2 separate regions of the Homo sapiens genome follow, and region 2 is linked to region 1. A link is a contact called in ENCODE Hi-C or POLR2A ChIA-PET data. All regions are on one chromosome and are shown on one strand. Each heading gives the region's core, a stretch centred on a gene start or an enhancer-like site at or near the end of the contact. The rest is flanking DNA. Distances are from core to core; before and after follow the strand shown. Region 1 holds the start of HAVCR2 (hepatitis A virus cellular receptor 2). Region 2 overlaps TIMD4 (T cell immunoglobulin and mucin domain containing 4).

The links. A loop is a pair of places that touch in the nucleus more often than their neighbours do. ChIA-PET counts read pairs that join two places held with the same protein, here RNA polymerase II (POLR2A). Pooled maps may share reads with other maps.
Region 2: a map with no recorded cell type shows a loop between it and region 1 (4-fold over the local background). The contact joins the enhancer-like site here to the promoter of HAVCR2 in region 1. A Hi-C loop is called at or near these places in 2 of 37 single-sample maps with no recorded cell type and 8 of 50 pooled maps. POLR2A ChIA-PET finds 5 or more read pairs at or near these places in 11 of 52 experiments (GM12878, OCI-LY7, Panc1 and 8 more).

The regions. Positions count from the first base shown.
Region 1 is chr5:157,106,959-157,110,293 of GRCh38, reverse strand. HAVCR2 (hepatitis A virus cellular receptor 2) reads left to right here and starts at 1,250. Exons shown (of 7, transcript NM_032782.5): 1 at 1,250-1,368; 2 at 3,332-3,335. The coding sequence starts at 1,311. RefSeq lists an enhancer at 1,314-1,463.
Region 2 is chr5:156,940,334-156,943,714 of GRCh38, reverse strand. All of the region lies in intron 5 of TIMD4 (T cell immunoglobulin and mucin domain containing 4), which reads left to right. Among named protein-coding and RNA genes, the nearest start is that of TIMD4, 21 kb to the left of the region's middle. Within about 2 kb of position 1,434, at least 2 of the 41 ENCODE cell types and tissues checked have a DNase peak (open chromatin) inside an H3K27ac peak, as active enhancers do; they include GM12878 and OCI-LY7, where a contact is called at or near this core.

The sequences.
Region 1 (3,335 bases), core at 1-2,500:
CTCAAAAAAATAAATAAATAAATAAAAATAAAATAAAATAAAATGAGAAATTGATTATGATCTCTTGAGTAACTGCCACTCTGCAATGCTATGGGAAGTACACACATTGAACAAGTTGCATATTTATATTAAATGCCATTTGTTTATATTGAACAAATTTGGTATTTATACCCAATGCATTTAATGGCATAAATGTGAATGACAAAGAAACTCAGGAAGGCAAGACATAGAGGAAGGCCACTGGCTTTTCAGAAACCACTCAGCCTGTGAGCTCACTTCCCTTTTATAAAAAAAAGCTTTTGCTTTTAAGGTGTCCAGATAAAGGTCACACTCCCAGAGCTGAGGCTACGTGAGTCTAAGCTGTTACCTCAGTTATGGGAGTGTGGCTGGAACTCAACACTTTCTGATCATTCATGGCCAAAGCCTCTTGGGGTAGGGGAGAGGGGGCACCTTGTATGCATGAGATGAAACAGGATACCAAGATCCCCTTAATTCTACTCAGAGTAGAGGAAAGGAACTGTTGCCAAAAGGAACATGTTTTTTCTAAATTGAAGAGTTGGAAGTTTGAAGGTCAAAGTCAGAATATTAGAACAGAGAGCCATGCATGTATTATCTAATACAATTTTCTCATTTTATAAATTATATAAATGAGGAAACTGAGACTCAGCAAGGTTATAGGATACAACCTAATCTGTGTTAGAAGAAGGATGAGAGTGAGGCTTATGCTGGGAGTTGCTATGGTCTGTAAATGTGAGGATAAGGAACATGCCATTCACTGTTGTGTTCCACTTCCTAGTCCAGTGCCTGGTGCAAAGTAGGGGCTTCATAAACTTTGGTCACAGGCCTGATGAAGGGACTGATTTGAGTGAATGAATCCATGGATGATGCATCTGTACTTTGTGTTCCCCGCTAGTCAGATGGACTCGGACATGCTCCATTTCAGGTGTATCTCATCTGAGACATTATTAGAGGGTTCTCTTTATGTGCCATGACTGAGTAGCGTTTTCTTCCACTGAAGTATTGCTTCCTCTTTGTTGATATCACAGGACAGACATCAGAACACTTACAGGATGTGTGTAGTGTGGCATGACAGAGAACTTTGGTTTCCTTTAATGTGACTGTAGACCTGGCAGTGTTACTATAAGAATCACTGGCAATCAGACACCCGGGTGTGCTGAGCTAGCACTCAGTGGGGGCGGCTACTGCTCATGTGATTGTGGAGTAGACAGTTGGAAGAAGTACCCAGTCCATTTGGAGAGTTAAAACTGTGCCTAACAGAGGTGTCCTCTGACTTTTCTTCTGCAAGCTCCATGTTTTCACATCTTCCCTTTGACTGTGTCCTGCTGCTGCTGCTGCTACTACTTACAAGTAAGTCTCGGCATGGATATTTACAATGACATAATGGTGCTGTACAGAGGACAAGGGAGAGATACAAGGATGGCCATTGTAATGTTGTTTGTAATAGCAAAAGCTTGGAAGCAACCTAAATGTCCGTCGATGAGGGAGTGGGTAAATAAATGTGATATAATCATGATACAAACAGTGAGTCTGACAAAACATACTGGTATAGAATGTCTCAAAATTATAATGTTATTAAAGAAAAAAAGTTGCAGAATAATGCATATATTAGGCTTCTATTTGTGTGTGTGCATTGTCGGGGAGCAGGAATATGTGGACATTTCTTAATGTATAAGCTCTAGGAAAAGGAACCAGGGAATGGTAAAGAGTTGGGAGAGTAAGGCATATTTTTCTTTTCTTTTCTTTCCTTTTTTTCTTTTTCTTTTCTTTCTTTTTCTTTTTTTCAATTGAGATGGAGTCTCACTCTATTGCCCAGGCTGGAGTGCAGTGGTGGCACCATTTTGGCTCACTGCAATCTCCGCCTCCCAGGTTCAAGTGATTCTCCTGCCTTAGGCACCGGAGTAGCTGGGATCACAGGCGTGCACCACCACACCCAGCTAATGTTTTTAATTTTTAGTAGAGACAGGGTTTTACCATGTTGGTCAGGCTGGTCTCAAACTCATGGCCTCAAGTAATCTGCCCATCTCAGCCTCCCAAAGTGCTGGGATTACAGGCGTGACCCACCGTGTGCCCGGCCACTTTTTCATACACCTTTGATAGTGTTTGAATGTTTTTACTGTAGTTGAGTCATATGAAAACAAAGGGGACATAAAAAATCAAAAGAAAATATATAATGAATGTTTTATCATATATAAAATATATATAGTTTTTTTTTAATGGAATTAACTTTGTCATTTGAGGAAAATGAGGAGACAAGTCTCAATCATTTTAGGAGATTTGTTTGCCAAAGTTAAGGAGGCACCTGAGAGACAGGTCTATGACTTTCTCAGAAGATGATTTTGAGGGCTCCAGATTTAAAGGGGACAAGGTGGGATATTGAGAAGCACTCAGTTTTCACATAAAAAAGGGGGGGGGGCAGAGGAAAAATATGGGGAATCTGCATTTTACATTAGATAACACAGACAAAATGGGGTAGGGAAACAATCAGATAACGCATTTGTGTCTGGCCAGGGTGACCGCACCGGTAAAGATGAGCTATCAATCTGCATTGCACAGCTGACCAGGAATTTCCTTGTGGGCAAAATATGGGGGAGGTATGCAGCCTTTCATCCTGTAGCCATCTTATTCAGGAATCAAAAAGAGGAGGCAGGTTTCTGTGACCCAGTTCCCAGCTTGACTTTTCCCTTTGACTGAATGAGTTTGGGGTCCCAAAATTTAATTTCTTTTCACAACTTTAAACCTTAAAACAACTCCATGAGTAGTTTCAAATACACAAGATCCTTATTTAACCAAGGGTTTGTATTTACTGTGCACTTGCTGCTTAAAAAGAGAAGTATGTTAGGAGAGCCTCCCTTTGTTGATGAACAAGCAAGTAGCCCAGATGGGCGGGCCGTTTCCTGGCTGACCATGACTAATTTTCTGATTGTCTGTTTCCATCAGCCCTGTTCTCCCGTGTTCACAGAATTGGGCCACAATTCTCTCCTAGGGCAGTGTTTCTGAAAGTGAGGTTCTGAGACCAGCCACTTCAGCAACACTTGAGAACTTGTTAGAAATAAAAGTTCTCAGGCTCTACCACAGGCCAACTGAGTCAGGAACTCTAGCAGTTGAGCCCAGCAATCTGTGTTTTCGCAAGGCTTCCCAGTGATTCTGATGGCCTTCACATCTGAGAAGCATTGTCACAGCGAATCATCCTCCAAACAGGACTGCAGCAGTAGCTTCCTCTTTATTCTGTAAGACATGGCTTGCAGTTTTCCTGAAATGGAGTAACCTCACTCACCGCTTGAGTCTTGGCTCTCCTTCTCTCTCTATGCAGGGTC
Region 2 (3,381 bases), core at 185-2,684, 170 kb after region 1:
TCTCCCAAAAGGCCTCCTCTCTACTGGGTAGGGACTCCAAAGCCAGGGCATAAAAAGCTACATAACTATGCCATTTCCTAAATAAAATCAGGTGGGCTGGGATTAAGTTCCCTACTGATTGTATCTCAGGCTCATGTTCACTGCCTCTATAACATCCCAAATCCCTATCCTTTCTTTCTAGTCCTTTCTTCTCATAGCCTGTTGGGTGGCATTAGGTGGGAGTTGAAAGAGTTGAGTCAGGGAGTGCAAAGGCTCCTGATTATATCCTACCTCTGCCATTTTGTGAGATTTTTGTTTTTCTTGTAGAATCTCAGGTGAGTTATTTGTTCTATCCTTTTCTGAATCTCAGTTTCCTCAAAATGTAAAATGGGGATAACGGTAGTACTTATTGTATAGGGCTGTTAAGTGAGAAAATGCATGAGAAAAATGCCTAGTACATAATTACTGGCTTGTAAATAATAGTCATTAGGAAGAACTTCTATTTTTTTCTTTTCTTTACATCTCTGCTGCTATTCCAGATCACAAACCTTCATTTTCAGGCAGTCCAGCAGGGTAACAAGAGGCCACTTCTGCCAGCTCCCAAATAACTGGCTGTTCCTGATCAGTATATAGATACTTTCCAGTTTTATGATTTTTTTAAACTACTAATCACACTAGGGAAACAGCTGAGGAGTGACAAAATCACAAACCCAGAGAAGTTACAAAAGCTTTTACAATCTCATAGTAGTAATTCTCAGTATTAGAATAAATCTGAGATTCTGAAAGCTTTTCACTGACCTCTGTTTAGATGGCTATGTAGAACTCTCAATTATTGGTTTTATTCCTGTGGGTGAATATCTTTAATTTTCAACTGCCTCTCAGTTGTTTTGTTCTCATGTTGCTCAATCTATTGAGGCTCCACTCTATAATTTAGGCTTGAGAATCAAGTTACAGCTGAAAAAGAGCTGTGGTCCAGTTTGCCATTCTAATGCTTCCAGGTTTGTGTTATTTATTTTACAAAGCAACTCTGTGTACATGTCTTCTAGTTCAATGCTCTCCTCCAATTTTTAGGTGGCTGGTCTGCAGATATCAACCAAAGAAGCCCTACTTAGTGTGGCAAATTCTAATCTCCACTCTCTGGATGCCAGATATAGGGCTCAGAGATGTAGAATGATTTATCCAAGGTCACACAGCTAGACAGAGGGAGAACTGGGACTCACATCCGCATTTCAGGGATTTTAAACTTGTGTCTATGAACTTCCAGGGGATGTAGGGGGGAAGTCTTGTCTGTAGAATGCTGGGAAACTAAGAAGATAGGAAATTGAGACCCAGAGAAGGCCAGGGAATTGAGAGAAGGCTTGTAGTGAGTTAGGAAGAGAGCTAAGGCAAGAGGCCAGTGGTCCTGACCCCGTGCAGAGTTGGTCTTTGTTCCCAGATGGGCAGCCACTGTTTCTCAACAGAGCTTTCTTGAAGGCAGGTTCCTTATTTACATATGAGGTTTCACTTTTCTTGTGCCCCAAATGAATCATTATACCTGTAATCAGCAGGAAGTCAAAAACTGTAGCACAAATTCAAGTTGAATGCACTGAAAAACACACGAGGACTTTGCTGTCAATATTCAAATTGGGAAAAATGAAGATTGCTCTGACAATAACAACATTTTTCTTTCCTTGCGATACTTAACAGTAGTTATTTCTTGGTCCCAGGGACAAGAATATGGGGGAGTGGGTTAGGGATGAGTTTAGAAACATTTTTTTCTATTACTGTATCTTTTTATTTTGCAAAGCCAGTTGAAGCTTCAAGGTCCAAAACAAGCTGGCCTTTCCATGGAGTTAAGGCATGCTCAGAGGGATATGTGGTTGCACATGGAATTTTAAATCTGTACCTTGTAACTCTGGCATTTGGTTTAGATATATGACAGTAGGTAATATATTTGGTTGCACTTTATGTGGCATAGGACATGTAAAAATGAGTAAGTCATGGCCTTCTTCTTTAAAGGGATCACACTTTAGTGGGATGGACAGGCTTGTGCATAACAAACCATCCTTTAGTGAGCTCTGCTTTGAGATAGAGGTAAGAAAAGGCACACTGGGGCCCAAAGATGGAAGAGGTGAAAATGAAAATGAGGACCAGGGTCAGGGCTGATTTTACTCATTGACCTTTGAATTGGTTCTTCAAGGAGAAAATGCTATTAAGGAGGGAAGAGCCAACAGGATGGAAGAACAGCATGAGCAAAGACGGAGAAATGTAATACAAGCATGATGTCTTTGGTGATTATTTAACAGTCTGGTTTAATCCAAAAATAGAGATAGGAAGCTGGTAATGGTCTAGGTTCTTAAGGGGCTTGTATGATCGACTAAAGAATTTATATTTTATTTCAGAGTCATGAGGAATTGTTCATTTTTTTAATTTTTTTTAGTATTTATTGATCATTCTTGGGTGTTTCTCGGAGAGGGGGATTTGGCAGGGTCATAGGACAATAGTGGAGAGAAGGTCAGCAGATAAACATGTGAACAAAGGTCTCTGGTTTTCCTAGGCAGAGGACCCTGCGGCCTTCCGCAGTGTTTGTGTCCCTGGGTACTTGAGATTAGGGAGTGGTGATGACTCTTAACGAGCATGCTGCCTTCAAGCATCTGTTTAACAAAGCACATCTTGCACCGCCCTTAATCCATTTAACCCTGAGTTGACACAGCACATGTTTCAGAGAGCAGGGGCTTGGGGGTAAGGTTATAGATTAACAGCATCCCAAGGCAGAAGAATTTTTCTTAGTAAAGAACAAAATGGAGTCTCCTATGTCTACTTCTTTCTACACAGACACAGTAACAATCTGATCTCTCTTTCTTTTCCCCACATTTCCCCCTTTTCTGTTCAACAAAACCGCCATCGTCATCATGGCCCCTTCTCAATGAGCTGTTGGGTACACCTCCCAGACGGGGCGGCTGCCGGGCGGGGGTGCCCCCTACCTCCCAGATGGGGCAGCCGGGTGGAGACTCTCCTCACTTCCCAGACGGGGCGGCTGCCGGGCGGAGGGGCTCCTCACTTCTCATACGGGGCAGCCGGGCAGAGGCGCTCCTCACCTCCCAGATGGGGTGGTGGCCGGGTAGAGATGCTCCTCACCTCCCAGACGGGGCGGCCGGGCAGAGGCGCTCCTCACATCCCAGACGGGGCGGCGGGGCAGAGGCACTCCCTACATCCCAGATGATGGGCGGCCAGGCAGAGATGCTCCTCACTTCCTAGACGGGGCGGCGGCCGGGAAGAGGCGCTCCTCACTTCCCAGGCTGGGCGGCCGGGCAGAGGGGCTCCTCACATCCCAGACGATGGGCGGCCAGGCAGAGACGCTCCTCACTTCCTAGATGGGGTGGCGGCCGGGCAGAGGCTGCAATCTCAGCACTTTGGGAGGCC